3 separate regions of the Mus musculus genome follow, and regions 2 and 3 are each linked to region 1. The links are chromatin loops, found by intact Hi-C in ENCODE. Cell type or tissue: gastrocnemius. All regions are shown on one strand. Region 1 holds the start of Fam161a (family with sequence similarity 161, member A). Region 2 has its middle 11 kb from the start of Gm39610. Region 3 overlaps Xpo1 (exportin 1).

What was found. A loop is a pair of places that touch in the nucleus more often than their neighbours do. Peaks named below come from ENCODE experiments on the same cell type or tissue, not always from the same donor. Only the 100,000 strongest peaks of a DNase experiment are listed, where the experiment ranks them.
Region 2: it touches region 1 in a loop (2.3-fold over the local background); 3 of 42 quality-filtered maps call a loop at or near these places.
Region 3: it touches region 1 in a loop (4-fold over the local background); 36 of 42 quality-filtered maps call a loop at or near these places.

What each region holds. Positions count from the first base shown.
Region 1 is chr11:23,004,558-23,012,557 of GRCm38, forward strand. Fam161a (family with sequence similarity 161, member A) reads left to right here and starts at 3,790. Exons shown (of 5, transcript NM_001363283.1): 1 at 3,790-4,069. In gastrocnemius, a CTCF peak has its summit at 3,830; DNase peaks (open chromatin) are centred at 2,407, 3,212 and 3,836; H3K4me3 peaks cover 1,957 bases; H3K27ac peaks cover 1,868 bases.
Region 2 is chr11:23,110,273-23,118,272 of GRCm38, forward strand. No RefSeq gene overlaps it. Among named protein-coding and RNA genes, the nearest start is that of Gm39610, 11 kb to the left of the region's middle. In gastrocnemius, a CTCF peak has its summit at 4,901 (motif pointing right); a DNase peak (open chromatin) is centred at 4,631; H3K27ac peaks cover 2,971 bases.
Region 3 is chr11:23,267,377-23,275,376 of GRCm38, forward strand. Xpo1 (exportin 1) reads left to right here. Exons shown (of 26, transcript NM_001035226.1): 4 at 286-387; 5 at 3,757-3,829. Among named protein-coding and RNA genes, the nearest start is that of Xpo1, 15 kb to the left of the region's middle. In gastrocnemius, a CTCF peak has its summit at 4,859 (motif pointing left); a DNase peak (open chromatin) is centred at 4,827.

The DNA.
Region 1 (8,000 bases):
GTAAATTTCAACTTGGCTATCTTAATTCTAACTACTACATACCTATGAGGTTTTAAAGCCTGATAGGTGGTTCTCACATACTTTGACACCTTTGAATAAAGGCCTGGGATTAAGGTGAGCCATAGTTTGGCCTGCACAGTCTGGTGCTTCATTACCTCTATATCACAGAATACAAGAAGTTGAGAAAGTGAATGTTTGAGTCCAGGATCTTGAGAGAAAGATACTTGAATCATCCAGAATTTAGGTTTTTCTCTCATTTTAATTGTTTAAGCTATAAAATTAATTCATTAAAAAGCAATTGAATCAGGTACATCTTAGAAATTTAGGTCAAAATACTATTCTAATCCATATTAATGGATTCTAGGATATTATCCATTACTACTTACGTCTACCTAAATATGTAGCTGTTTTGACAGACTTCTGCTAACCACTGCTTATATGAAATTTGCTTGGTAGAAAACCACTAACTTAATTTGATTTGATATGGGGGTTTATAGCACAATAGCTAACAATCCTAACAACAGCTTTGTTGAAATTAGAATAAAAGCTCGTCCAAGGGAAATTTGCTGAATGAAGTTACCCATCAAACTTAAAGGGGCTAGAAAGATAACGTTTACATTTAAGTGCTATTCTTCAGTTCTTCATTAAGTTTCCAAGTTTTAGAGTTTAAGGTATGGTGTGAAGACTATATCCTCAGAGTAGTAGATTTGCCATTCAGTAAGTTCTGAGACATTATGAGGTGCCCACAGTATGCAAAATTGGAGAGATACTCAGGTGGTCCTCAGTAGATCGATCATATGTGGATCTTGTGCATGGAACCTATCACCACCCAAGGTGAGGGCCTAACACAACTGAGTCAGCAGTTTACAAGGAACCTAGCAAGACAGAACAATTGTGCACCTGTTAAAATGCCTAATCAATGCTGTATAAAATATGACAGGCACTTAAGCTTAAAACCAAAACTGTGCAAGAGCTGCACTTACATTTTTGAAGGGGGTTATTAGAAAGTGGCAGAGGTCATTTTGTGCTCACAGATAAACACTAGGGAAACCAGGAATGTTACCCAGTATTGTCCCCTCAATGGGAGACAAGTGTAACCTATTTTTTTGCCTAGAAGACTGGGAGCAGGCATTGTAATATAGCCCGGAGCCTTTTGCACTACGTAGCCAGGACCACACTGTTCCTCTCCCAGAGGATCAATCTATAGAACCCATCTTGGAAAGTATTATGTTTACAGAGTTTTGATTTAATCACACCTTAAACTTTATTATGCACATGGGCTTGAGTTAATTATCTCCAGGAAAAGTTTGCTGAATTGTGCTGTACTTAAATATGCCTAAAAAAAAAGAAAGAAAAAAAAAATCTACCTAGTGTCCGATTCCTAAAGTGTGAACCAACACTGACTTCTGAGTCCTGTTGAAATGAACTGCTTTCTTACCTCCTCCAATGTTGCTCTGCTGGCCATGGTTGCAGATGGCTCTGCAATACCAGACATTGTCTTCTCATTAGACTATTTTTAGTTGTGGGTATGCGTTTTGTATTTTAGCTTCATTGAACTACATGCAGTACTCTTCTGAGGAAATGACAAAGGGGAGATTAATATTTCTCACGTTCACTAAAACTTGTCAAATTGTTTGCTTTGGAACATAAAGTTTTAATAAAGGATGCCAGGGTCTCAATCTCTTTCAAGTTGATAAAATCTACAAGATCCTTCTGGGAAATCTGCATCATCAAAGAACTAAAGCCATGGACCCTTTGTAGAGGGTGGAGCCCCTTAGTTAACTTCCTGAAGGCCCTGCCTCCTAGCACCATCACAGGGATTTTATTTTGGATTTAATTGAGGCATCAGCATTCAGATTACCTAAAGAGATTCCAAGTTCTTGGATGGCAGAACTTGCCTTCATTTTCCTTTTTCACAAATGCCAATTTTCTTGTTCAGATTATTATTTTTTCAGTAACTAGGGATCAAACCTTGAAATCAGCCAATGCAAATGCTAAAAACTTGATAGTTAAGAAACTGATGGAGAAAGAGCTTGAGAGTATGTATCCTCTGTGTTCTTTACAGGCTAACAAGAAGCTAAAGCTTTCAGTAGAATAGTATCCGTGTTTGCAAGAACCTCTCCCAGTACTACTAACAAGCAATTCTAACATCTTTGGTGCTTGCTTCTCATCACACTCAAGTATATACTCAAGTATCAACTGGTATATACGTTTGTTCGTTTTCTCTGTGTATCTGTCCTGTGATTCCATGGGCATTCATTTTTGTCAGAATTCATAATTATTCATTTCACTATCTTGTATATTACAATTTTTTTGTTGTTTTTCAAGACAGCCCTGGCTGTCTTGGAACTCACTCTGTAGACCTCCAAGTCAGAAATCCGCTGGCCTCGGCCTCTGCCTCCCAAGTGCTAAGATTAAAGGCATACGCCACCACTGGCTGGCCTGCAAAAGCACTTTAATGGTGCCATTTTCTTTCAGATCTACCTTTTTTTTAAAAGCTGTGTTAATAGATATCTGCAAATTTAGAATACTGTCAGCCGAAACTTTCCTATTCTATGTACACACTGATGTCCTTCATATCCATTATTTACTATTTCATGTTCCTAAAACCATCCCACTTACAGGGCTTCAGTCTGTCAATAGGTCTTGTTTACACCAAGTCCCATCACAGAACTAGTTGCATGTGGCTGGCAGAAAGTCACTATTCTCTCATTCAGATGGCTATGGATCCCTCCCCACATCTAGCTTTTCAGAACCAACCAGTATCCATCATCAGTTCCGTTGGAAAAGGCAAGCTCAACCGTTTTGAAACAGGAGGCAGGGAAGGTAAGGTGATAGGTGCTTCGCAGAGGGGAACAAGGAAGGGGTGGTAACAACTGCGTCAGAAACAGGTTCTGTGGAAGGTGTGCCGCATAACGTGGAAAGTACTGGAACCTTAGGGTGGGGACAGGGGCGCTAGCTGGGGTTCTAAGTAAAGTGTTATGCTGCAGGTGGCTGAGAGTTCACTGAAAAAGCATCCAAAGTGGCCAAAAACCTGAGGCCGATCAGGAGGTTGGCAGGGCTGAGCTGGGAGGGTGTGGTCCTTGTAGGCTCTCGCCCCCTCTAATCTGCCGCTAAGCTAGCTGCAGAACCGCTAGACAAGCTACCACATCTCACTCACTGGTCTGAGTGACAGACACTTCCTATGTCTAGTGTCTTACTGGTCAGTCGAGAAAAAAGAGGGTGGGACAAATAAGTATTCTCCTTCTGATTGGTCAACCCGCTGGTTCTTGTCAATTAGAGATGAACTGGGTTCTCCGCCATGTTGAATAGCGCGCTGCAAAGCCTGTTCTTTTCTTGGGATGGTCACCCAACACCCGGTCCTTCCTGTCCCTCTGTGCCCTAATATGTTGATCCAGCTAGTTAAAACGCGCTTTCTGCTTTAAGTCCGTATACCGCGAGAAGTTCTCGTTTAGGTAGTTAGACAGAAATAAAGCTAGAAACCAGAGAAAAGCTCAGTCCCTTGCCGGAGACCTGGGTGTCATTCAAGTGAATCAGTAATTGTTCCGGCGCTGGTGAGACTCCCATTGAGCAATTAGCTTGAAGATTGCGTTTTACTTTAGCTTGCTGTGGTAGTCGTTTGTGTAGCTTCAGACAGTTATGCTTCTAGAAACCGCAGGCTTGTATCAGAAACCATCATTAGACACTAGCTGGACTCGGGGTTCGCATTTGTGACAGTGAAAAAGGACGTTGCGTGCGTTATGGTCCGTCGCCACCTCCTGTAGCGTCCCTAGTAACCGAGCCCCTAGTAACCGCTCGCCCCAAGCCAGGATCTGTGAGCTAGGTGGCAGCGCCTGCACGCCGCCCTGGGCGGGCGCGGGCGCTTGGGCTTGGAGGCGGGGCGATGGCTTCGCCGCACCAGGAGGCCAGACTGGCGGCAGCCAGCCTTCTCCTGTCTGCAAATCCCATCACCGGAGCAAGGGTCGCCCAGTACGAAAGCGAAGACTCCTTAGAGTCCTTGGTAGCAGCGGGGTTGGCGGCGGCCATGGAGGAGGAGGAACAGAAGAAAGTGTGGCAGATGCGGGCGTCGGTAATGTGAGAGCCCGGAGGGGTCTGAGGGCTGTCCGATCGTCTCGGGCAGGACGGGTGGAAATGCGGTGTCCTCTGTAGACCCTCCCTGCTCTCTGCCCCAACTAAAGGTTGCTGCAAAACTTTATTGGAGAGTGGTTTTTTTATAGCTATTTCTAGAGTATGCAAAGAACAGAACTCTACTTCCTATTTATTCTCCAGTATATCTTGGGAATAAATAATTTTTTAGTTCTGATTTTTACATTTATTTTTGCCCCCCCCCCCCCCGAAGACAACTGATGTGCCCATAGTTTTCATAAAAGATCAACTTTCAGATGATAAGTTGTACTGACAAGTGTGTTTTATCAGTTTTTGTTAGGAGTGGATTTTAGCAGTCCATTAGCAAACCGTGTTTGAAGTTCAGTGGACAGATGCTCCAGATGTAGAGAAGCATCCAGATAAACAAACCGCCGAAATCCCAGTTCCCTAAAGGGATGATATGGGTGCAGTGAGATCTTTTCACAAAACATTTTCAGTATTATGTCCTGGATGTGTTATATGTTTCTAGCAGAAGGATATATATGGAGGAGGAGATTATACACACACACACATAATCTCTACCTCTGGAAAAGCAACCAGTACTTATAACCACTAAGCCATCTCTCCAGCAATGCTTTTATTCTTTAAAAATTTCATACAGTATATTTTGAATGTAACCACCCCCTCTCCTTCATCTGTTCTATTCATTTTGTGTGTTTGTTTTTAGATTTATGTGTATGAATGTGTGCCTTGGGAGTTACTGAGAGTTGTGAGCTACCATATGGATGCTGGGAATCAAGCCCAGGTCCCCTGCAAGAGCAGCAAGTGCTCTTAACAGTTAAAACATCTTAGCATCCTTTTAAATTTTTGTTTGTTTTCTGAGACATAGCCTGGCTGTTCTGGAACTCACTCTGTGTAGTCCAGGCTGGCCTCAAACACACAGAGCTCTGCCTACCTCTGCTTCCTGAGTTTAAAGGTGTGTAATAAAAACGCCCAGCTTTTATTCACTTTAAAAGCCGGGAACCTTGGACTTAAACCAGCACTCTGCTGGGATAAAGCACCAGGACGGGCACTCGCTCCCTCGACACCCTGTTCCTTAGCAGTGCTGGGGTGGGCCGAAGGGTTTGTGCTTGCTAGGCAAGTGGTGTACCAACAGCTACATCCTCGGCTTTTTTGTTTTATTTTAGACAGTGACTCCTTTGGTCCAGGATTGCCTCAAATTTGCTATTTGTGGCTAAGGATGACCTTAAACTCCTGATCCTCCTGCCTCCACCTTCCAAGTAATGGGATTAAGCGTATGGGGCCCCAGGCCTGGCCTGTAGCAAATGTTTCAAGGTTATGTAGAGTGAAGCAGAGCCTAACCAGCTATGAGGTTCAGAACCCTAGGACTGGTTTATACCTGATAATCATTCAACACAGCCTGTCATAGGTTACAGAAGGTGAAATGCCAGGGAAGGCAAGAGCTTGGACCCGGGTCAGAAGCCGTTTTCTTCTATGTGCTGGGTGATCTTAGGCCGTGATTTCTGTTTCTTTGTCTATAAAAGGACTATAATTGTCTCCGTTTTCCACCTTATTCAGTTGTTATTAAGAACCAAAGGAGAGAATGGGTGTCATTTCTAGAGTAATTTACATAAATTAGTAGTAATTGTAACAACTGCCAGCTTGAACAATTCACTTGGAAATTGATTTATACTTTGGCTTACTACGGCAGAAAGGTCTGTCCTTTGTATAGTTGTACTTATGTTCCAGAGTGCCCTGCTAACTGAAGATTTTTGTTATAAACTGAGTTTGGGTTTCCAACACCCAAATACAAACCCAGTGTGTTGGCTTTTGTCTATAATCCCAGTGCTGGAGAGAGAAGAAACAGGCAGATTCCTGGAATTTGCTGAAAGCCCTACCTCAAAAAATAAAGTGGACAGTGGCTAGGGAATTCAGCTAAGATTGGATGTTAGCCTGGAACCCCTGCTTATCCCCTGCACAAGCTGGGGAACTACATCTGCCCTCCTGCCAACCCCACCCACCTAAAGAAATCTCCACTGTCTGCTTGGAGAATACTCAAGCTAACATGTCAGCGCTCCTTGTCTCTGAGTTTCAGACAGCCTGCCCAAGAGTGCCCATTTGGGGGCTCAGTTTTTGACCATGCATGGACACAATCCCAGCTCCTAGCTAGCATGGCAGCACTCCCAACCTAAACTCTACAAGATCCCCTTGCTTTGGCCTGGATCTCTCACACCTGTGAGATCAGTGAGCCCACCTGAGAGCAGCCTCCTAATAAACCTGCCTTTATCTACTTCTAATCTGGTCTAATCTGGTCTGTATCTGTGTCACTGAGGGGACAAAAAGCCTGTCACTGACCTCTGGTGTACACACACACACACACATTCTCTCTCTCTCTCTCTCTCTCTCTCTCTCTCGCACACACACACACACACACATACACATTCTCTCTCTCACACACACATTCTCTCTCTCTCACACACACACACATTCTCTCTCTCACACACACACACATTCTCTCTCTCACACACACACATTCTCACACACACACACATTCTCTCTCACACACACACACATTCTCTCTCTCACATACACACACACACATTCTCTCTCTCTCACACACACACACATTCTCTCTCACACACACACATTCTCTCTCTCTCTCTCTCCCTCTCTCTCTCTCTCTCTCTCTCTCTCTCACACACACACACACGAAAGGTGTGGAGAGAGAACATCAACATTTAGTAGAGACTTAATAGACAAAAGGGATTAAGGATCAGACACCGTGGTAGGACTGGAACAAGGGCCAAGGGGTCCCACATTCACTGAGAAAAACAGTGAGGTGAATGGACAAATGCTTTGTCAGTCCCCTGAAAATGAAGAATAGAGAGTGTGTCCCTAGAGGGGAGTTCTGTAGGTGGAGAGAAGAGCGAGTGTTCCTCTGGTGGTTTCTATTTTCCTAAAGAAATAAAAGGGTTATGAGAGCAGTTGGTGTGTAGGAAGAGCAGAGAAAGACACAGCTGCTGGGGCAGTGGAGTCATTTGCCTAAGGAGCACTAGGTGCTGAGCAGGCCAGGTATCCACTAGATATTGCCCAGGGTCTAATTTAGTATTCATAGTTGCAAGATGTTGTCTATTGTTTTGGGAAGCTGCAGTTACAGTGATACCCACTGAATATATTCTCTTTTTCAAATATCTAATGTTAGATCATTTGGAAGGTGGAGTCAGAACTGTAAGTTTGAGACCACCCTAAAGCACATGGAGTTCCAGACCAGCCTAGACAACATAGCAAGACCTTGTCCATAAATAAATCTTAAACATTATCTGGGTACAATGGCCCACAGCTATAGTCTCAGTACTTGGGAGGCTGAGGTACACATATGCCATTAAACATTGTTGTAAAACACCTTCCTTCCTTCCTTCCTTCCTTCCTTCCTTCCTTCCTTCCTCTTCCTTTGCTTCCTGGCCCTTTTCTTCTTTGGAGTCAGGGTCTCACCGCGTAACTCTGCCTGGCTTGGAGCTCATGGAGTGGGGGAATTATGTAGAAGAGGCTGGCTTCATAGAAATCTGCCAAGCTCTGCCTCCTAAATGTTGAGATTAAAGGTGTGTACCACCATGCCTAGCCCAGAGGATCTCATGTAGCATGCATGTGCTGGCCTCAGACTGGCAATGTAGCTCAGTCTGACCTTGAACTTAGGGTCCTTCTATGTCTGCTTTTTGAGTACTGGAATTACAGACAGGGGCTACCAAGTTCAGCATTGAAAAGAACATAAATTAGTAAAAGCTCCAGAATGTCAGATAAACTTTGTAGACTACAATACAAACAGTTCCTTATGGTGCTGACACAAGGTAAGCCTCAGGTGCTGGGAGAGCTGATACATCTGTAAGTGGGTCAGGCCACTCTCGGGAAGATTAGCT
Region 2 (8,000 bases), 110 kb after region 1:
CCTTGCCTCCAGCTGTGCTTGGGTACCCAGCTGTACAGGGTAACTTATCAGTTTTTGCTGTGCAAATTGAGGTTGCTTTTTAAACAAGTTAAACTAAATCAAGGGATGGATAGCCAGCAAATAACGTTTTAACCATTTTTTTCTTTTCAACATGAAAAACAGAACAATAATCATTCAAACAACAAAACAAAAACAGACATAAATTGACACGTGAACAGATTGGTGCACCAAAGACAGACAATAGACAGAGAGGGAAGAGAACTTGAACCTGATCTCCAGTCAGGGCCAGAGAGGAAGCACGACATCTTCCTATTTCCTCCTCTTCCAAGGAGAGCTCTGACCATTTTCCTTCTCTTTTGCTAGTACTTCCTGGACAGGGGACAACTTCTTTTCTGAAAACTATTCTCTCTCCTTCTCTCTCTTTCTCCTGTCATTTATGTATTTACCATTCCTACTTCTGGGAACCATGCACAGCATAAATCTACTTGAGCTAAGAATTTTTCTAACATCAGAGGCAGGAGGATTTCTAAGATCTGATCAAGGCTCAAAGTTTAATTTTCAGCACTGTATTTCTATAGGGAGAACTCACAGACCCCATCCTTTCTTCATCTGAATTATGTTGTTTTGTTTCAGCTGGATTATATTGCAAAGCAAGTTCAGTGGGCAGTCTGTTCCTGTAGGAAAGTACAGGCGCAGCAAGGCAGGAGACTGTCGGGAACTAAAAGGGGGAACCCAGGGGAAGAGGGGGCAGGGAAAAACCCACACCCTGCCAGAGTTTTACCTATTCTCTGGTCAGTCAGGAGTGGGAGGACTGCTATCTACCTTCCACTCATCCCTGAGTGGGCATCTAACCCACTCTTCAGGGGCTGGTAAAGGACAGCCTTACCTGGGATTCCCAGAGCTACTTTGCTAAAGCCACCAGGGTTATAGGAGAGAGAGATGAAGGAAGATGTTCCCAACATTGACCAGGGTGAGTGGAGCATATCTTGATGAGCAGAGACTCTCTATGGTTTTAGAGCGTTATTGTAGAAAGGCACGGGGAAAGAGAGAAGGTAGATGGGGGGGAGGCTAAAGAGAAAGAGAGAGTAAGAGGGAGAGAGGAGAGGAGAAGACAAAGAGAAAGGAGAGAGAGAAGTGAGAGAAGTGAGAGGTAAGAGAACAAAGGAGTGAGAGAGCGAGGTGGGGCTGAACAGCCCTTTTTATGGCCTTTACTGTTGCTAGATAACTGGGGAGGAGTTTAGCTTGAAGGTCAGAAGCTTGGGCCATTGTCTACATGTCTTCTAGCCATGCTTCTCTTGTGGGGGTTGTGGGGGGTTGTAACTTAGGCAGGGGCCAGAGTTCCAGGAGCATAAGGGAACGCCTACCATGTCATGTAGGTGAATTATCACCCTTCAGGGTTCAGACCTTCAGGGCTCAACTGAAGACCAGCCTGCAATTCCCCACAGGAGACTTCACCTAGGTGGGCAGAAGACTACACCTAGGTCATTAAGTCCAACTGTGGCAAACACTTAAGGTTTATTTAGCCTACTCAAGGCTGGGGAGAAGGGTACATAAAATGAGCACATACATAAAGCCCAGATAAAGAATGATAAGGCTTGTGTCTGCCTCCATGGCTCAGTTGGTTGGTGAGGTCATTTGTTGATTGAAAGAAGCAGATCAAGCAAGGAATGATGTCCTGTGACATTGAAGTTGAATGCCCAAAAGCAACATAGGCAGGCTTCCCGCTCTTTCTGACCAGGGAGTCCTGCCTGGCACTTCAATTTTCAGTCTATAAAGGCATTTGCTGCCAAGCCTGACTTGAGTTCAATCCTTGAATCCTTGAAATAAGTGTGATCCAAGATTGTCTTTACCCTCAGTTGTGCCTTGAATTGCTACTCAGCTGTTGAGCCTCAGGATAAGGCTAGGCCTTGGGAAAGTTTGTAGAGGAAGCTGGGCTGTGGTCGTTGGTGTGCACACCCAGCTCCTGCTTGCTGTCGGGCAGAGGGAGCCCTGATTAGAGTTTTGTGTGCTCCTTCTGTGCTGGGCACCCCATTCAACCTTCACAATGATTTTGTAAAGAATGAACTTTAATTGCCATTCTCTGGCCATTATCTAGCCAGAAACTAAACAAAAATCAAAAGGAACAAAACCCCAAATCTAGTTTAAAAACTTTATTAAAGAACTGCATACATGCCTGGCATAAAGTCCCACAGTAGAATGCTTTGCTTGGCATTGGCCAGGCCTTGGGCTGAAAAAATGAAAAAGAAAATTAAAAAGGCAAAAATTGAACATGAATGACAAGACATCTGCAGAGGCACGTAATGATGAATTCAGAGCCCAGTGTAATCTATCACCTCCGTAATGTCACTACCAGGTTTTCTATCTCAATCTTCGGAACTTCTGAGACCTCAGCAACTCTTCTGTATCCTCCAGCCAAGAGGCATAAAGTTCTAGAGGTTCACTACTTCTTCTTCTTCTTCTTCTTCTTCTTCTTCTTCTTCTTCTTCTTCTTCTTCTTCTTCTTCTTCTTCCTTCTTCTTCTTCTTCTTCTTCTTCCTCTTCCTCTTCCTCTTTCTTCTTCCTTCTTCCCTCTTCCCTCTTCCCTCTTCCTCTTCCTCTTCCTCTTCTTCTTCTCCTCCTCCTCCTTCTTCTTCGAAAGATTTATTTATTTCATTTATATGAGTACACTGTAGCTGTCTCTTTTCAGACACACCAGAAGAGGGCATCAGATCCCATTACAGATGGTTGTGAGCCACCATGTGGTTGCTGGGAATTAAACTCAGGACCCCTGGAAGAGCAAGCAGCCAGTGCTCTTAAATGATGAGCCATCTCTCCAGCCTGAGATTCACTTCTTTTTTTTTTTAAGATTTATTTATTATTTATTATGTAAGTACACTGTAGCTGTCTTCTGATGCACCAATAAGAGGGTGTCAGATCTCATCATGGGTGATTGTGAGCCACCATGTGGTTGCTGGGAATTGAACTCAGGACCTTCAGAAGAGCAGTCACTGCTCTTACCTGCTGAGCCATCTCTCCAGCCCGAGATTCACTTCTTTAAAAAAATTTTTTTTAACATTTAATTATTTTGTGTATACGTGTGGGCACCATCGTGCACATGATGCACATGAAAAGTCAGAGGTCAACTTGTGAGAGTCGTCTCTAGGACTTGAACTCAGATCATCAGGCTTGCTTGAAGGTACTTTCCAGGCTATGCCACTTTGCTAACTCTAGTTGTCTCCTTTGCTAGGAACCTGTTACTCTCCATTCATGACTTACATTTGGTTTCATTATTTGTGACTTGAAACTCACCTCCCAGGCTGAGCAGGGCACACCAAGTCTTTAGTCCCAACACTTAGGAGGCAGAGGCAGCCATGTCTCTGTGAGTTTGAAGCCAGCCTAGTCATTATAGGCATGTTCCAGGCCAGCTTCATAGTGAGACTGTCTCAAAAAGAAAAAAAAAAAAAAAAGCCAGGTGGTGGTGGTTCATACCTTTAATCCCAGCACTTGGGAGGCAGATCTCTGTGAGGCCAGCCTGGTCTCTCTAGCATGTTCCAGGCCAACCAGGGATATATGAAGAAATCCTGACTCAAAAAAACAAAACAAAACAAAATAAAAAACAAAAACAAAAAAGAAAGAAAAGAAACAAAACCAACCTCCCCATCTCACCAGTCTATCTGATACCAGGTTCTTTTTCGGTGTGGGAGATTGAACCCAGAGCCTGTGCATATGCTAAGCAAGACAGTTACCCAGAGGTACAACCCCAGTCAAAGACTAACCTTCTAAAGGCAAAGAACTAGTCATCTTTTCTTTTCTTCTTTATTCTTTTTTGAGACAGAGTCTCACATAGCCCAGTCTGCCCTCAAATTCACTATGACAGAGGATGACCTCAAACTTCAATCCTGCTACTCCCTTCCTTCCCACGAAGTATTCCAAGCCCTTCGCAGAGTAATAAAAAGTCCAATCCTGTGTGAGTAGGATGGGAGTCAGGGGCAAATGAGGGTGTTCCCCAGGTATAAGTCTGTCTCCCCAGTCTCCACCATTTCAATAGGAGCACTGGCCCTTGTAAAGCAAATAGAGTCTGATCAGACAGCCTTTTTTTTTTTTAAGTTTTTTTGAAACAGGGTCTCTGTGTGTAGCCCTGGCTGTCCTAGAATGCACTCTGTAGACCAGGCTGGCCTGGAACTCAGAGATCTGCCTGCCTCTGCCTCCTGAGACAACCTACATTTGTTGCAAAATCAAATGACTATAGCACAGTTCTGAAAATCTGAATATTCCCTTTGGAAAGTAACAGGAGAACTACAAGCTGCCATAAACACATTTAAATTTCAGCATTACTTGCAATGGTAGTAACAGGAAAAGGTACATGACACTTTTTTAAAACGTGGATCTCCCCCAAGATCTGTAACTAAATGAACCCTGGGGCTGCACCGTTTGGCAGTTGCATCCAGTCCTCTGGTCCAAGCCCTTTTGGGGAACTGGATATGCCCGGCTCAGCGCCGTGGCAGAGAGTGTGTGAGGAATGTACCTCCAAGTCCCAGAAGATCTGATACCGAGCATGATTATTTTTAGAGGTGACCTCCTAGGCTCTTTAGGAACGTAAACAGATGCATGTGACTCCCCCTGGGAGCTGCAAGTAAACACATGGCCCACGTGCACAGGCGGGTGAGGTCCATAGCCAAGTGCACAGGTGGCTGTCCTGTCCTGCCAGGTGAACTAAGGTCCATCAGAAGGAGGCAGGGGAGACGAAGGGCTCACAGCTTCTAACTGTTCAATCTGGAAACAGCAAGTGGATAAACTACAACACTTCCCCTATGAAAAAGAAAAACACTAAAACATTACGTTATTTATTGCATTTTATTGTATTCTATTTATTTGTTTTCCCTTACACTATGTCTATCCCTCTGTGTGTGTGTGTTTTGCCTGCGCCTGGCGCCCCTGGAGGCCAGGAGAGGGTGATAAATCCCCTGAACTATAGTTACATACAACTATGAACAGCCTTTCATGGCTGGTCCCCTGTAAGAGTAGTGAGTGCTCTTAAACACTGAGCCATCTCTACAGCCCCATGATGTATGTACATCTTTATCTTAGCTTGGAGAGACAGTTCTGTTTTGTTTGTTTTGTTTTGTTTTGTTTTGTTTATTTCAAGCTATGAGCTTTAAGTCACTGAGTTCATGATAACTTGTAATGGCAGCAATAAGAATGTGTTACTAGGCTGGTGAGATGGCTCAGTGGTTAAGAGCACCGACTGCTCTTCCAAAGGTCGTGAGTTCAAATCCCAGCAACCACATGGTAGCTCATAACCATCTGTAATGAAATCTGATGCCCTCTTCTAGTGTGTCTGAAGACAGCTACAGTGTACTTACATATAATAAATAAATAAACATTTTTTAAAAAGGAATGTGTTACTATCAGTCAACACAAATCTGGAGCTGATTTTACTTTGAGATTTATTTATTTTATTTTATGTGTATGCGTGTTTTGCCTGCATATATGTCTGTGTACCACATGCATGCCTGGTGCTTGCAGAGGTCAGAGGAGGGTATCAGATGCCCTGAAACTGGAATTACGGATGGTTATGAGCCATCATCATGTGTATGCTGGATACTGAACCCAGGTCCTCTTCAAGACAACTCTTGTTCTTAAGCACTGAGCCATCTCTCCAGCCCCAGCACAGGTCTGACTTTTGCTTGAATGACAGCTGTTCTTTTGTAGCCTAACCAAAATGAACATCTTTTAAATATAAGTGATAATTTAGGCAAAAATATTTACTCGATTTCCTGTTATTTCCTGTTTTAAGTTGTCATATCTTCTAAGTGTAAATAATTTTTAGAAATACAAAGAAATCCTTACTAATTTGAAGTATGTGGACAAGATTATTATCAGTATCTGGTCCCCCAAAGTGGTAATAAAGAAATAATATGTATATAACTTCTTTTTACTAAACAGTATTTCATATTTTAGCATACATACATTATACCTAAAATATATTTAAGTATTATTGGTATTTGGTGTATATTGTTCACTAATGGTGACAGGAGATTTCACAAAAGCAAACCAGAAGAATACTAAGTAGGGCCAGGGTGTAGCTTAGTGGCAGGGCATCTGCCCAGCACATCTGGGTTGGCTCTCTCTGGGCAGATGGCTTAGTTGGTAAAGTGCTTGCAGCACAGCAAGAAGACTGGCTCTCATCCTCTGTACGCTCACTGAGTCAGGCTCTATGGCACATGCTTGGAGCCCTAGTGTCAAGGAGGCAAAGACAAGAGGGCCTCTCCTGCCAGTCTAGCCTGGTTGTCAAGCGAGATCCCAGTGCACAAAGCGAGATCCCTACCTCAAAGCACAAGGTAGAGAGCTTCTCGGGAATGACACTGGCTTCCACAGACAGGCACACACACATACACCTGCAAACATACCAATACATGAAAACACAGAGACAGATACACACACACACACACACACACACACACACACACACACACACACCTGATAATTCAGTACTGTGATGAAAGCAGAAATGCTTGAATAAGTTTCTTTTTTCAGGTTTCCCTACCTAACTGAACAGCAAAGACTTCATAATTGCCTATGAACTTGGTTGGTTACAACCCTTTCTGGTGCCTTAGGCTAGGACTGGGAAGCACTCATCTGGGTACAAAATTTACAGGACCAAGAAATACTTTAGCAATCAAAAACAATTATATACTAATATCATTTTTCTAGACATGGTTTCACTATGTAATCCTTGATGTCCTGAAATTTGCTATGTAGACCAGGATAGTCTCAAACTCACAGAAATCCACCTGCCTCTGCCTCCCAAGTGCTGGGATTAAAGGTGTGCATCACAATGCCTGGCTGAATATATTTTTTAAAGTGAACTAGTAAGCTGTGGTGTATGACAAGCTGAGCAGAAGAGGACAGGGCTAACTAAAGTGACTCGGTCATAGTATCCCCTACACGAGATCAGGAAAACAAACACAAGCCAAAAATGCTCAGGGGTATTTTGGTTTGAAAAGGAATGGCCCTCATAGGCTCATAGATTTGAATGACTAGTCACCAGGGAGTGGTAGAACTTGAGAAGGACTTAGAAGGGTTAGGAGGCGTGGCCTTGCTTCTGGAAGTGCACCTGCAGGTTCCAAAAAAGCTCACACCAGGCCCAGCATCCAGCATATTCTCTCTCTCTCTCTCTCTCTCTCTCTCTCTCTCTCTCTCTCCCTGCTTGTGGATCAGATTGGAGCACTCAGCTACCTCTCCAGCACCACGCCTACCATGTTCCCTTCATGATGATAATGGACTGAACCTCTGAAACTGTAAGCCAGCCCCAACTAAATGTTTTCCTTTATAAGAGTTGCCTTGGTCATGGTGTCTGTTCACAGCAATAGAACAGCGACTAAGACACATGTAACAAAAATAGCTATAGAAAACAGCTTCATAAATACATAAAAAGGTAATATATTTAATGTATATATAGTTAGAAAATCAATAAGAAAATATCTCTATATAATTACATGGTTATAAAGGTAAGCTTAGGGTATAAAGGGCTAGTTCAGAAAAAAAGGGAAAACAAGTAGAAAAAAAAACCAAATAGGGAGGAGAGAAAATGAGATCTAACTATATTGACAAATATATCCAAGATGTGTTAAAAGGCAAGCAGAGCTGGACATATTAATACAGGCTATAGTCCCTGTACTGGAGAGGAGTGCCATGAGTTCAAGGATAGCCCAAGATGCATGATGAGCTGAGGTGAGCCTGGGCTACATAGTGAAAACCTGTTCAGAAAACAAAGAGAGGAAGGAAGGGAGGGAGGGAGGGAAGGCAAGGGGAAGGGAAGAGGAGAGGAGAGAGGGGGAGAAGGATGGAGGTTGGAAAGTATTTCTACATAATTACCCTATACTACACATTAGTGTATCCATAGGAAAAGCTGAAAGTCTATCTAAGTGTTTACAAGCTAACACTGCTCTGAAGAGTGAGAGACACAGGCACCCTCGCTTTCTACATCACATGTTTCTTCACATTTGGACTTAGATAAT
Region 3 (8,000 bases), 260 kb after region 1:
TCAAATTCCAGTGCCTTTTACAAGCATGATATATGTTGAGTGTATTTCTAATAGAGTGGTATAGATGCAGATGCCCTTAGGCCAGAAGAGGATGGTAATCGATCCCCCTGGAGCTGCAATTACAGGCAGTTGTGAATACTGGTAACTGGTACATTTCTCACATGTTTCTAGAAAGTGAAGTATCACTTCACTGTGTTGTTAGGGTGTGCATTATTCTCTGTACTTTACGTTATAATGAATTCTAAAGAACACACTAACTTAAATTGTTTTGGTGTAACATTCTAGCAAAGAATGGCTCAAGAAGTACTGACACATTTAAAGGAGCATCCTGATGCTTGGACACGGGTCGACACAATATTGGAGTTTTCGCAGAACATGAACACGAAAGTAAGCAAGTGGTGGTTTAAAAATCATTATTCTTTTCTTCCAGTCGTAAACTTTGAGGAAGGTATCTCATTTTTAGTATTAGCAGTTGTTACCAAATCATTTTATATTGCTAACTTATTTCAGAATTTCTCTAAAGCTTAGAATTCTTGCAAATAGTCCTAAGAATTATGAAGTTTTTATAACTGGGACTAGAGTGCAAGGTGTTTTTTTTCTTTTGGGGGGTGGCTGGGTATTTTTCCATCGTAGAACATGTGTAGAGTAAGTTGTAAAAGTTATTCAGAGATGAGATAATAACATTATTTTGGGCAATTAATACAATATAGGTTAGGCACCACCAACACCCAGTAGTCTGGACAGCTTAAAATCCTACTCCGTGGTACCAGTATTTTCAATGAGACAGCACTCAGTTCTTATTTGCACTTGAAAATGTTATAACTCAGGGCTCTTTGTTTTTATTTTTTTAATTTTTTTGGCTTGAGTTTGAACAGAAGGGTTGATCAAAATGTGTTTTGACTGTTTATTGCTTGGTGATTCACGCTTCTCTTTAAACGCCTTAAAGTAATAAGATGCCATGGCACTCTGTTTAATACACAAAGGGTTTCTACTTGATATATATTGTGTTAAAACAGAAAAATCGCCATGTGCACATCTGTTTATGAGACCAGAGTGTGTTAGTTAACAGTTTTGAAATATTAATTAGTTTTGACATCTTGTAAATTTTAAGGCAAAAATACAGCCCAGAACTTCCTCAAAGTGCTAACATTAAGTAACATAACAGTGTTTGCCTGTTTGCTTGCCTGGTAAATTTTGCTTTTTATACTGACAGACATTACTAATGTTTAAGTTGATTTATCAACAGTATTTTTAAAAACTCAAATTTGTCTTGTGAAAAATGAGATGATTAGAGGAACAGAAAGAAAGCAACAGGTAAAGAATTCTTCAATTTACATAAATTACAAATGATTTGGTGCTAAATTTATGCACTATGACATTTGGCTTTTATGCAATCATTTTTTTTTCTTTAAAGATGTTAACACTACCTGATATTAATCATAATGTTCCATTATGTTGATTGCTTGTAATAGGAAGAAAAGGGGTGTCTTCCTGTGCAACTGACACAGCTAGGCTTTGACGGCAGGCCTCCACAAGGTCTACCCTTTTGATTCCCTTTAACTGAATTCTGTTCATCAATTGTTTTTGTTTCATGGGTGGTGGGTGGGGAAGGGGGAGCTCAATGCATAAATACGTATTTCTAAGGGCTCAGATTTCTGCCATAGGGATCATTTCATGCATTTGTTTTTCATGTAGTCTTTGCTGTTATCTGTCCCTCATCTTCATAGCTCAGCAGTGGATTATTCAAGTTTTGGGATTTAAAGAAGTAGGGTTTTTTTTTTGTTGTTGTTTGGTTGTGTGTGTGTGTGTGTGAGAGTGTATGTGTGTGTGTGTGTGAGTGAGAGAGAGAGAGAGAGAGAGAGAGAGAGAGAGAGAGATTTGGTTATGTTCTATCATTTATGAAAAAGAAAATTATTTTCCCAAAGGAACAAGGATTCTTTCCAAATTTCTTATCCAGAGCCGTTAGGATGTTAGGACTTAGAGTGTGGTGATGGGAACACCTTTGATCATGTGTAGGATCCTTTTATTGGGCTCCAATCCTCAAATTAAAATCATGTGTTCAGTAAGCAGATTCTACTTTTGAAAGTGTTGTAGGTAGTAAATTAATATTATATAACATTACATTAATTGTTATTAATAAGTGAATGAATAAATATAGTAATTATTGAGAGGCAATAATAAGATTAAGTAAAATAAATACCATAAGAGGCTTTTTGTTGTTGGCTTTTTTTTTTTTTTTAAGTCTGTTGTATTTATGGTGTTTGTTTCTTGGTGCTCCATGGGTCTTTTTAGTTGGTTATTAGCAAGAGAACATATTCTGTAACAGTTAGGTTTCTGCTTTTTTTTTTTCTTTTGAATCTTTAGGTAGTGTGATTTGTGCTTGAAAAAAATTTATAGAATAGTAAGTTGTATGCTTAGAGAAACTTTTATCTTTTATATGCTTCTGAGCACCAGTTCTGCAGAGCTCCTGACCAGGATAGTGAGCTTCACTACTACTGCTGATTATGAAATACTGCAGTGACATTATTTCTTAATTTCAGATTTTGTTTTGGCCTCATTCTTATTTTAGACGACTTTAAGGAATGTTCCGCAAATATAGTTTGAGTAGAGATTGCAAAAGAAAATTATTTTTGTAAAGTATGGAATATTAAAATGAAAGAAAACAGCAAAAACATTTAAGCACAATGTAGTTTGGGACAGTCTATATTGTGCTGTGGCTAATATGAGCATTTATATGATCCCTTTGGTTGAAATACTAATGCTCTATTTTATTGTGTAAATGACTAACAACTTTAAAGATGAACTCTTATTCTCAGCCAACACTTGCAATCTGAGGCTATGTGTGTGTGAGAGAGTTTACCTTTCAGGTATTACAGCTGGTTTTTGGAATACCAAAACTACATTTTGGTTCCTTTTCTTTCTCCTGCCTATCCACACTAATTGGTCATAGTAATAATTTTAGGTAGTAAATCCCGGAGCATTATAAATTCTTACATGTTGCTGACTGTTTAGAGTGCATAAGCAGTGGGAGGGATAAAATGGATTGAAAGTGGTATCTGTTATTTAACTTTTTCACAAATGTAATTACAGCTTCCATGTCTGTAAGGAATACCTGAAAGGTAGATACAGATTGCAACATGCATTTGTATTTTGACTGTGCACAAAAGTTTATCTTTAAATTAGTAGAAATAGAAACTGCATAAGGGTGGGGCTAAAATTGAAAATAAACCCATGGGTTTGTCTTGCTGCTCCTTTAAGTAACACACCAGTTATGTTTAAACCCTCTATATAGAATGTATCTCTGACAGACAGTACTTGATATTTGGCTGAAAACTTGTAACTCCTAGAGGGTGGTAGGAAGCTTGATAGCATCCAAGCTTCTAATTTGTTAGGAGCCTGGTTGTGTTAATGTGTGAGCCCATGAGCAGTCACTTACACTATGAATTCCTATTTCCCTCTACAGACAAATAAGCCCATTTGGCTGCTAAAAGGGCTTTTTATTTGGTTCTTCCTCCTGGTGTGAGCATGTATAAACAGCAGGACGTTACATAGAGCAGTGAACAGTAAATGAGGAAAATGCATGAACTCTCAGCTTAGGGGTGAATAGATCCTTGTTTAATACATGTAATTAAATTTGATAGCATAATGTTTTTGAAATGTTAGCTATAAATGTGTGAGTGTCTGTCCATTTGTGAATCCTGAAAGGTCCTAGTCCTATGCCAAGAAATTCACATAGTTCTGTTCTCCAATTTTCAGTACTATGGACTACAGATTTTGGAAAATGTGATCAAAACAAGGTGGAAGATCCTTCCAAGGAACCAGTGTGAAGGTAGGAAGCACCTTCAGGGCAAACAGCGAAGGCTTTGGCTCCTGATGCTTTTACTACAGCTGAGTTGATTAATGTTGTATGGCAGGATCTATTTGTATTGTCCTGCAAGCTATCTTTTAGAGGAAAGAGGCAACCTCCACTTTAGTTAAATCTTGTACAAAAGAAAATAGTTACCTCTGAATGGAGGCAGTATGATTGAAAAGGCAAGTCCTGGGCTACACAAGATCCAACTCAATTTTTAAAAAGAGGGTCAGTATAGTATAATGGCTTAGTTGGTAAGACACCTGTTTTTCTCAGACCCCTACATTGTTACCATTCAGGACACAGCACAAACACCACACACACACACCCTGCTCCTTAAACACATGCACATAATAAAGAGCAAAGCTGTTAATGTGGCTTAGTGAATAGAGGTATACTTTTTTTTTTCTTTTCCCTGAGACAGGGTTTTTCTATGTATCCCTGGCTGTCCTGGAACTCACTCTGTAGACCAGGCTGGCCTTGAACTCAGAACTGCCTCTGCCTCCCAATTGCTGGGATTAAAGGCGCGTGCCACCACTGCCAGGCTGGCTCTCGTTCTCTCTCTCTCTCTCTCTCTCTCTCTCTCTCATATTCCTTTTGAGGGAGGGTAGGCAGAGTCAGTTTGTCCATCCTTCTCCATCTGTGTCCCTTCATCTGTGAGGGACAGAAGGAGGTGACAGATCTTTTGGTGCTGGAGTTACTGGTAATGACATTAATTAAGCTGGGGTGGTAGCACAGGCTTTTAATCCCAGCACTTCAGAGACAGAGGCAGACAGATCTGAGTTAGAAACTAGCCTGTTCTACAGAGTGAGTTTCAGTACATCCAGGGCCACAAGGAGAAACTGTGTCTCAAAAACAAACAAACAAACAAACAAACAAACAAACAGCAAACAAAAAACCCCAAAAAAAAAAAAAAAACCTAAAGGTGGCTGGAGAGATTTAAGAGCATTGAATTCCCTGCCAGTACCTGGTGGCTCATAACCATCTACAAAGAGATCTGGTGCCCTCTTGTGGTTTGCAGGTATAACATTTTATACGTAATAAATCTTTTTTTTTTTTTAAACAAAGGGAACAAATAAGTAATGACAAAGTGTGTGATGGGAACTGGGCACAGGTTCTCTGGAAGAGCAGGAAGTGCCTTTGCATCATCTTTCCAGCCCTGTTCCTGTTTAATGAAAGTTTTGTTTATTTTTTATTGGGATGGTATCCTATTATAGTCAGGTTGTTTTATAGGTAAGGGTGACTTCAGCACCTCCACCTGAGGACTAGGAGGACAGATCTGAGCCTCCACCGCTTTGAGAGTACTGATCAAACCCAAGACTTCAAACATAGTATACAAGCATTCTACCACCTTAGCCTGGTCTACATAAAACATGCACATATAACAGCTCGTTGTACATTTGGCCAGCTTGGTCAACAAAAGAAAAGGGTGGGGATTAAATCTGGGCTGAACCTTGCTTTGGAATAACCTTTAAAACCCATGGGATACCAGATATTCTACTGGTTTTAACCTGGCATTCATAATAAAGTTAGTAACTTCAAAGAAGCTAACCTATTTGATTGTAATTCTGCATACCTGGAATCCTAGGCAGTGTGGAGGCCAAGGGAGAAAATTGCCATCTTTGTTATATAGCAAGTACCAGGTCTCACAGACCTAACACTCTGGAAGCTCAGATCTGTATTGAAGTCCTGAGCAGCTTCTCTCTTCAGACTTCTGATATGGTCTGGGATCCAGTGTTTCCCCAGGACTAGTATCTCCACCCTTCCTGTACAGGTGCATCTGTTTTTGTTTGTTTGCTATCTTTTTCTTTTATAGACAGTGTTTCCTGGTGCCATCCTAGCTGTCCTACACCTTACTGTGTAGACCAGGTGGCCTAAAATTCAGATACCCACCTGTCCCTGCCTCTCAAGTGCTGGGGCTAGATAAAGGTGTGTACCACTAGGCCAGACTAAGACATATTCAAGGGACAGACTCTTGTACTAGTTATTTCTGTGTGCTACACCTTTCACTGACCTGCAGGAAGTCATCTTTGCACGTCTATGTACACCTTACTTGATTTCTGCCAGAAAGTCTCAAACCATTATAACCACATTCATTAGTTCAGTGTACACATAGGTAGTCCCAGCACATTGAGGGCTGTATAAGTGGGATTGGTTCTGAAATGGCAATTTTACTGTAAAGATATGCTTATATTTATATGTTATATGTGTGTGTCCTTGAAAGGGCACAGGATTCCCCCGGCTCTTAAGTTAGACCTTGTGAATCTGTGCTAGGAACCAAACTTGAGTCCTCTGCAAGATCAACAAGCACTGCTGCTCCCATCTCTCCTAACTGTAAAAAGCCATCTTAATGAGAAAGAAGTAATGTGCAATAGGGGTAAAAAGAACTTTGTTGCAATGTTACCATTTTGTTCTGAAATGCTGTAATGGCCATTTAGCCGTAAGCCAGAAATTAACATCTATATGTTTTATAGTTTTTAGTGTAGGGTTTTATTTGTTGTTGATTGAGAAACTATAGCCCAAAGAGATGAAGAACTCACTTTGTGTAACCCTGGCTGGCAGGTGTAAGTCATCACACTTGGCTGAAGTTTAAGTTTGTCTTGTGTCCCATACACATTTGTTTTCCTGGAACTTGTGCAGTAGACCAGCCTGGCCTCAATTTCAGGGGTCAATCTGCCTCCCCAGTGCTGCAACTGTCTCTTAGGAAGTTTTAAGTTTTAAAAAGAAATATTTCAGCTGGGCGGTGGTGGCAGTTCCCAAAAACCATCGGACTCAGAATAGGTCAATCTCTGGAGTATGAGGCCATTGCCAGGTCAGAGTTGGTTACTTAGTAAGATCCTGTTTCCAAAACCTGTGCCTAACCTGAGCGCGCAACTCTTTTTTTTTTTTTTTTTTTCTTCACAGATTTATTTATTTATTATATGTAAGTACACTGTAGCTGTCTTCAGAAACTCCAGAAGAGGGAGTCAGATCTCTTTACGGATGGTTGTGAGCCACCATGTGGTTTATGGGATTTAAACTCAGGACCTTCAGTAGAGTAGTCAGGTGCTCTTACCGGCTGAGCCATCTCACCAGCCCGAGCACCTGACTCTTAACAGCGGAGATTCTGGGGTGTGTGCACCACATAGATGTTAGATGTGTGCATACAAGTGAAGGCCTAGGCAATAACATCTATCCCCAAAATGGACAGAAACTACACCTGTGTTGTATTTCCAATGCTTTCTATTATTTATTTTTATTTGTCTTGGTTTTTTTTTCCCCTGTTTTCTTTTTTTAAGATTTATTTATCTATTTTATGTATATGAGTACACAATTGCTCTCTTCAGACTCACCAGAAGATCGGATCCCATTATAGATGGTTGTGAGCCACCATGTGGTTGCTGGGAATTTTACTTAGGACCTCTGGTATAGAAGCTGGTGCGCTTAACCACTGAGCCATCTCCAGTCTTGGTTTTGTTTTTTTCAAGATAGTTTCACTGCATAGTTGTGGCTGGCCTCAAACTCACAGACATAAGCTTGCCTCTGCCTCCTGAGCTCTCACTCCAGCTGCCAGCCAGGACTATACATTGAGATCCAGCTTTACATTTAAAAAGTAAAAATAAAAGTTCAAGTCAATACTAACACAGGGCTAATGATCAGTCTAAATTAAGACCCTGTTTCAAAGATGAGAGGAAGATGAAAAAGATGAAAAGAAGTAAGCCTGAGTATTGGGAAAACAGATATGGGAAGATCAACTCTAAATTCAAGACCTGTGTAGTATACAGTGTTTCAGGCTAGTTACTTTCTTAAAAATAGCTTTGGAGGGTGAGGCCTTCAGGATCATCCTTAGATATATAGGAGTTTTATTTAGGCCAGTCCAGCTACAGGAAATAAGAAATACTGTTGTTCTATTATTAGGCAGAGGGCAAATGATTACTTAATTTAAAAAAAAAAAAGAAAGAAACAGAAACTATCAGTAAAAGCTAAAGCAGTAAGTGATCCTTTGAAGAAAATGTACCTACAGATGTATGGATTTTCTTTGTAAAAAATAGAGGACAGTTGCAAAGAAAAAAATTCTGAATTGGAGATGTCTTAGCAATTATGACGAGCCCTTGCTGCTCTTTCATGCCTACAGAGTCCTGGGTTCAGTTTGAAGCACCCAAGTTAGATA